Linked DNA regions of Mus musculus: region 1 is linked to region 2. Evidence: chromatin contacts called from ENCODE Hi-C data. All regions are on one chromosome and are shown on one strand. Each heading gives the region's core, a stretch centred on a gene start or an enhancer-like site at or near the end of the contact. The rest is flanking DNA. Distances are from core to core; before and after follow the strand shown. Region 1 holds the start of 9330188P03Rik (RIKEN cDNA 9330188P03 gene). Region 2 holds the start of 4933413J09Rik (RIKEN cDNA 4933413J09 gene).

Region 1 (3,429 bases), core at 204-2,703, about 79 Mb before region 2:
AAAACTCTCTTCAAAGAAACTTCCAGTGTTTCAAAGTAGAAAATATGAACTGCTTACAACGTAAACACAAAAAAACAATATCCAGGTTAGATATTTTGAATTGATGTCTCCACTAATGTTTTAAAACTATACACCAGTAATTTTAAAATCTGTATTTTCTAAAAATTATACTCTATGAGGAAAGTTCAGCCCCACCCTACGGGCCAAAAGGGTGGCTTAGCGGGTAAGAGCACAGAGCACCCAGGTTGGATTCCCAGCTCACACATGGTGGCTCACAACCATCTGCAACTCCAGTTCCAGGGATGCTGACAATCCCTTCTGACTCCTTGGGCAGAGACACATGGAGCACACACGGAACACACATACACATGGAGCACACACATTCATGCAGAAAAAAAAAACACTCATACATGTTAAATAAGTAAATCTGGTTGGTTGGTTTTTAGAAAGACTGGTTTGCTGTGTCTATCTTGATCAAGAAGCAAGATGCCTGCTTCAGATAGTGTGCTACACACCAAGTCAAATGGGACGACTTAAAGTCCTTTTACAGTCTCTGAGTATCACCCTGTAGCTTTCAACCTGACAGACCCCAAATTCTGAGCTCACAGGAAACATCCAACACAGAAGTTCCATTTTCCAGCTCATGGTAGAGTCTTTCTCAACTGAAAGTCCTCTTCTCCTTCCTAGTGCTGTGCAGTGTAATGGTTTGGTAGCTCATTGCTTCTAAGAATCTTTCACCTTTTCCCACTGGTATCCTCTTGCCTTGCCAATCATCCTGAGACAGGCACATGTGGTCCTCTCTTCTGACAAACAACATGGCTGCCCTGGCTCCCCTCTGGTACCTTCTTGTTTCATCCAAGACCAGGCTGAACGTTTTCTCCCAAGCTGAAAGCCCCGGGCCACATAAGGGCAAAGCAGCCACATCAGAGCTGCTCCTGGTACCAAGGAAAATTATTTGCCCCAAGAGGCAAACACAGCCCAGGCAGTGTCCAGGGTATCAATCCCTCTCTTCTCTGTTATAAAAGGTCCTATTGTAGAGACACAAATCATTCAGAGATGGCATAGACAATGTCTAATCAGTTAATAGCCACTGCGCAGCCGCTGGGGACTGGCCCCAAACTAGATGCCGCCTGTAACCTATTCACTGGAAGAAAGCAGGACAGAACACAACTCGCACAGATTTATATTCATTTCTCCTTTTAGCTCAGGACACCCGGGCAAGCCTGAATCCTTTGAACAACAGTAGACAAAGGCAGCCGTAATAGAGATGAGAATACTTTTTATCTCCGGGCAGCAAGGTGGCAGATAAGTCCCAGTGGGTTACTCACACTGGTCGAAGTTGCGTCCCTGCTTCTGTCATGAATCACCGCTTTATGGAGTTTACGGAATCTCTGAGATTCTCCTTCCTTGTTTGTGAAACAAAAATGACGACGATCTACATCACAAGTCCTGTAAAGCACTGCAGCCTGCGGAAGTGCCGGATACTTTATGAGGCGTGCTGATGACACTCGGCCGTATTTGCTCTCCCCACGCCCCGTGTCTAAAATTAGAAGCCCTCGTCAAAAGTCTCTTGCGTACAGTATCCTGTTTAGCCCTCGCCCAAATCCCACCCACGTACACTTGAACTCGTGAACAGCACGTCAGGCCTTTGGGTTTGCTTTCTGAAACATAATTGAGAAAATCCTCTCGGTTTCTTGAATTTAGCTCTCCTCCCTGGCAAGCGTTACAAAAAATACCTGAAGCTGTGAAAGGGTTAATTTTATTCCCGTGTTCCAGATGTCTTCAGCACCTTGACTTTGGTAATATATTAAGAACAGTAAGTCTTTCTAATGAAAGTGAAAGGTATGCATTGTGTTGAACTGGGCCACTTTCCCCTGAAGCAACGCTGCTTCTTGGGACAGCATCCCGCCATGTTCTACAGGGTGAGATATGGCTGTGCTCAGGTTTACCCTGTGCTGGCACATTTTCAAGCAACTGAAATTGGTATCCAAGCAGTTAAAACTACATCAGCAGTAATAGCTATGAGCTCATCTTGTATAAAGACATTTTTAGTTAAACACCACAATCTTGGGGTGGGGGGCGGCGAGTTAGTGTGCTTAACCAGGCTGGCTTGGAATAGCTCACAATATGACGCATACCACAGGAAATCGAGTGGTATGAGGCACCTACAAAATATTTTTCAAACAAGTCATTGACGCTGTAAGGCCCATGCCTCAGCTTTAGGAAGTCACTTATTAAGAATCAACACCAGCCGTGCCAAGCTAAGCTTCTGCTCTTGGTGATTTTCCAATTGAATATTCAGGGCCCTGTCTCAGTCTTGTTTTCGGGGAAGTACATGCCTGGAATGTTAGCAAGCTATTTGCTGGAAAAAATGCCCACAACAGACCCAATGTTGATCACATTAATGCGTTTGAGTGGGTATAGAGTACAAATGATTGAAAACGCTTCCAGATCCCCGTTACCGGGGACAAAGCAGCCTCTGTTCTCTGATCCGATGGTCATTTTTTTTCCAGCAGAGGATGTGGTGCAGGAAGAGGGAAGAGTGCCAATCTCTGTCTAATGGTTCCAAATAGGGCCTGGGCCTAGCTCTTTGGATGCCATCGATGAGTGGGAAATGAAACGCAGATGGGTCAGATGGGTAAGGAGAGGGGATTACAGGTCAGGCCAAAGAGTTGGAATAAATTAAGTGCTTATGAGGTACAGAATGGTACATTGTTTAAGTGAATGGACAGGGGAAAAACATTCTGGCATTGTTTGGACCAGTGAGGGAACGCAACCTTCCCCCTCCCAGACCCACATAGGCTCAGAGCTGCGTCCTCAGGATGCGAGTGAACAAAACCCCCGAACTGTAGCCAATGGCTGCCTAGAGGATTCTCCCCCAGCCTAAAGAAGCAATTTCGCTTTATTACACACGAGATGTAATTTATTGGGAGAAATGTTTGGGTTCGTGTCAGATCATAGAGAGTCAGATTTGGGGTTCCCTGGAGATCGCTGAGGAGAAGGTGAGTAACCACAAATTAATACAGCAGGGAAATAAAGCGACAGAAGAAATGCTTGAAATATTGAACCAATTTCCCCCATTTTAGCATTTTAAAACTTTGCTCATAAATCCGAGATCAACTTAAGAAAACGAAGCAGACCTTACAAGGCATGAAATCGATATAGACAACGAAAAGTGGATCTGAAAGATTCTTTTTTTTTTTTTTTTCTCTTAGTTTTAGGGCTCTTAATACTATAGGGAAAGACACAGAAATGGCTTTTTAGACAACGAGGATGTTCTGAAAACAGATTGAAAGGAACCAGTGAGACAGGGATAGGGGCACTGCCACCAAGTCTGAATTTTATCCCAGTACCCACAGTAGGAGAGAACGAACGAGTGTCTCTGAGGTATCCTCTAACCTCCACTAGTGGGCGTGGCCTGAATGTGTG
Region 2 (3,315 bases), core at 282-2,781:
TTAACCCCCACAGGAAAGGTTCTCTTCGCTCTCTGACCCCAAGCTGTTGAGGGCATTTTGCTGCAGTTGGTTGGTTGTTTCTGCTGCTCTCCTCATTCTCTCTCCTCTTACATGCTTGTCTTTATTGATTTTATTCTGTACACTTAAGGCACAGGCAGGACCTGCCCAAAGTCACGGCTGCTGTTGCCAGGCTCTGGACGTGTCGAATAAAGCAATAAACAATAATTCAAAACTCTTGGTACTCAACCCTTCCTGAGCATTTTAAGCCCTCAAAGCCACAGTGTTCTGAGATAGCAGGAATAATAGATTCAAGAGCAAGAACACAGCGATTCCAAAGAGACCCCACAAAGGAATCAGTCTCCAGCTCTCCTCCAGAGAGGGACCTGGACTCCTGGGGAGAGAACTGAGCCTCACCCAACTACCAGGATTTTCCCATGGTGCAATGCAACTTCCTTAGCTTTTCTGGACCTAGCCGTTTCTAAAAGAAAATTGAGTAATTTTCATAATTCAAATCCGGGCTAGCTAAAAGACTGAGACACAAAGAGAAAAGGCTCTAGTGATCCTAAAAGGCAAGTGAGGGTAGCAGGGATCAAAACATAAGCTTTCTGCCCTTGGCCTAGATTCCCTTCTGACTGACTGCAACCTTTGGCTCCCAAAATGCTAATAAATGATGAGTTTACAAAAGGGATGACCTACATCCTTGCAGGATGCCCTCCAACCTCTGCCCAGCCACCTTACATGAGGACCTCCTGAGGATCCTTTAGGGGTGGCGATCATAACATAGGAAGCAAGACTTTTGGTAGTGTGTTGTTGTCCCCAGAGACACTCTGGACTGAGACAGGAGGTGTGAACTCAGGCCAAGGCATGCCATCGGTCTCTTCCACGGTAGGCTAAGACAGGTCTGACTCTTGTAGAGCAATAGCCTGGACTGGATCCTCGCCAAGTTCAGTGAACTGCAGAGAGGAGGGGTCGCCAGCAGGCTGCAGGAGCCTCTTGGGACTGATACCCACGTCCTTTGCTGTGGCAAAGCTAGATGATACCCTTCAGTTAAAGAGTGGCCAGCAAGTGACGCTTCGTCTTCTTCAGTGAAGAGCGCAGGTCCTGGAAGTGGTCCTGCTCCTTGGCCAGGTGTACCTGAAGCAGCAGCTTCCCCGTGAGCCCCCCTGTCTTCTCCAGCTGTTGCCATTTGCCTAGGCACAGCTCTCCCTCTGCATCTGAGCATGGTTTCTACCTCCATCATGGCCTGGGCCAGACTCTGCTGCCATAGGACGAGCGAGCAGCTCCCGGCTGTGTGGTTTCAGAGTGGCCTTCAACTACTTCTCTCCCTGTCCCGTTTGGTGGGGCTCAGTGCTGACAGATGGCTCCAGAGATACCAGTAACAACCTAGCTGTTTTCTTCCTACCTTTGCGGTGTCTTCGGGGGAGGGCAGCTGTGAGGCGGGAAGGCCCACCAGCCAGGGCCAGCAGGCCTGGGGCTGAAACGTTTGGGTGACTCTTAGAGGCTCCATCCTGCCTTCCCGGGTGTAGCCCAGTGGGCTGCTGCCCCAAGGAGTCTGAAGGAAGAGGTGGAGGAGGAGGGGGTGGAGCTGGGGATGGCTGCATGGCTGGCCTAAAGGCACTCCCACTCTGCCTCTAGGCTTCTTGCTGTCCTGCAAACTGCATTTGCTGCTAAAGGAATTTGGCTGAGAGCCCAAGGCTATGCGAACTCACCACCTCAGCCAACACAACTTCCTGCCAGCATTCACTGCCTCTGTCCTGCCTTCTGGCTGGAGGCTAAGGCATCAGATTCAGAAGGGTCATGGCCCCTGAACCTGACCTATCAGCTCCGCTCCGGAGCCTCAGGAGGCCAGAGTTCACTGGTTGAAGGAGCAGGTGCTGAGAGGAGTTAGGCCAGCCCCCAAGCTATTTGAAGACCCCCCCCCACACACACACCTGATCACCTACTGCCCATTATCAAGGGTTTCCCTAGAATTCTAAAATAAACCGTTGATTCAATGGAAAGGCCTCTCACCCAAACTAAGACATCCCCAATTTAAGACCTCTATGGAATCAGTACCCATTCCAAGAATTTCACACACACACACACATCCAACAAATCCTCCCAACCTGTTGCACACTTAATGGCATCCTGCACACCTGTATCAGAGCTCCAGAGTCAAAGGCAGTGGATGTTTGCAGGACCTGGATGTGCATAAGGAGTGTTTGCTGTGGGCTCTTGGAGATTTCTGGAAAGAAAAGTGCTCCTTGGTGTCGCCCCAAGATCACAAATCAGAGATCACAAGCAAATCACAGAGTTACCTTGCTTTCCATAATGACTTCAGCTCAAGACCTTCTCTGACAACCCTCTCTCTCTTTGCACAACTGCTTACCTGGAACGGAATCTGCATCCCAGGGAAGACTGCAAAGTTCTGCATTGCAACCGCTGGCTTACTTTCTAAGGCCGGCCAAGAAATCTTTCTATGGCACTGTCTCAAAGCAAAGGCATCTCAAACGTCCTCCTTCTCCGATAGAAACCATGTTTGTTACTAGGAAACAAACTCTGAATAGTTAGTAGAACAAGAGGACCAGGCTTTGCCCTTAGGTTGCTCTGTGCCTCTAATGATGATGTTCAGGTGGAAGAGAACCAACTACCTTTGCTCCTCAGGTATTTCCTCAGGAGAAACGGGATGGAAAGACATCAGACCAGAGGTTCTCAGCTGTAGCTTCATGAGCAACTTCAGCAGGGTCAGTGCAGCCCTGAAACAATCTCAACACTACTGTGAACATGTGTTTTCTGGGCTGGGCTTGATAGCTCTATCAATTTCGTATCATTTATTTTTATTTTATGTGCATTGGTGTTTTGCCTGCATATAAGTCTGTGTGAGGGTGTCAGGTACCCAGGAATTGGAGTTTCAGACAGTTGTGGCTGCCATATAGGTACTGGGAATTGAGCCTGGTCCTCTGGGAGAGCAGCCAGTGCTCATAACTGCTGAGCCATCTCCCCAGCCCTACTTTATCAGTTTCTTAAGGCTCTTATAACCCAACATGGATTCCAATATGGTGGAGTAAAACTATTTGAAGATCCTTCTCTGTTCAGATAGCCTGGACTTCTGCGACTCAACAAGGTGCCCTAGTTTTATTCTATTGCTGAGGCACATATACAACCAAAAGCAATTTGGGAAAAGAAAGGGTATATTTCATCTTTTAATTCCAGATCACAGTTCCTTAGCTGAGAGAAGTCAAGGAAGAACGGCCTTCCTGTCTTTACTAGCTGGTTTTGTGTGTCAACTTGACACAGCTGGAGTTATCACAAAGAAAGGAGCTTCAGTTGAGGAAA

Evidence for each region. Hi-C counts contacts between places; a loop is a spot of excess contacts on that map.
Region 1: a loop to region 2 is called in a map of T-helper 2 cell, with 835 times the contacts of the local background. The contact joins the promoter of 9330188P03Rik here to the promoter of 4933413J09Rik in region 2. A Hi-C loop is called at or near these places in 5 of 37 maps with a recorded cell type or tissue (T-helper 1 cell, T-helper 17 cell, T-helper 2 cell and 1 more).

What each region holds. Positions count from the first base shown.
Region 1 is chr14:105,587,573-105,591,001 of GRCm38, reverse strand. It overlaps 9330188P03Rik (RIKEN cDNA 9330188P03 gene), which reads right to left and starts at 1,453. Exons shown (of 3, transcript NR_102319.1): 1 at 1,329-1,453.
Region 2 is chr14:26,355,763-26,359,077 of GRCm38, reverse strand. It overlaps 4933413J09Rik (RIKEN cDNA 4933413J09 gene), which reads right to left and starts at 1,531. Exons shown (of 8, transcript NR_038005.1): 1 at 1,403-1,531.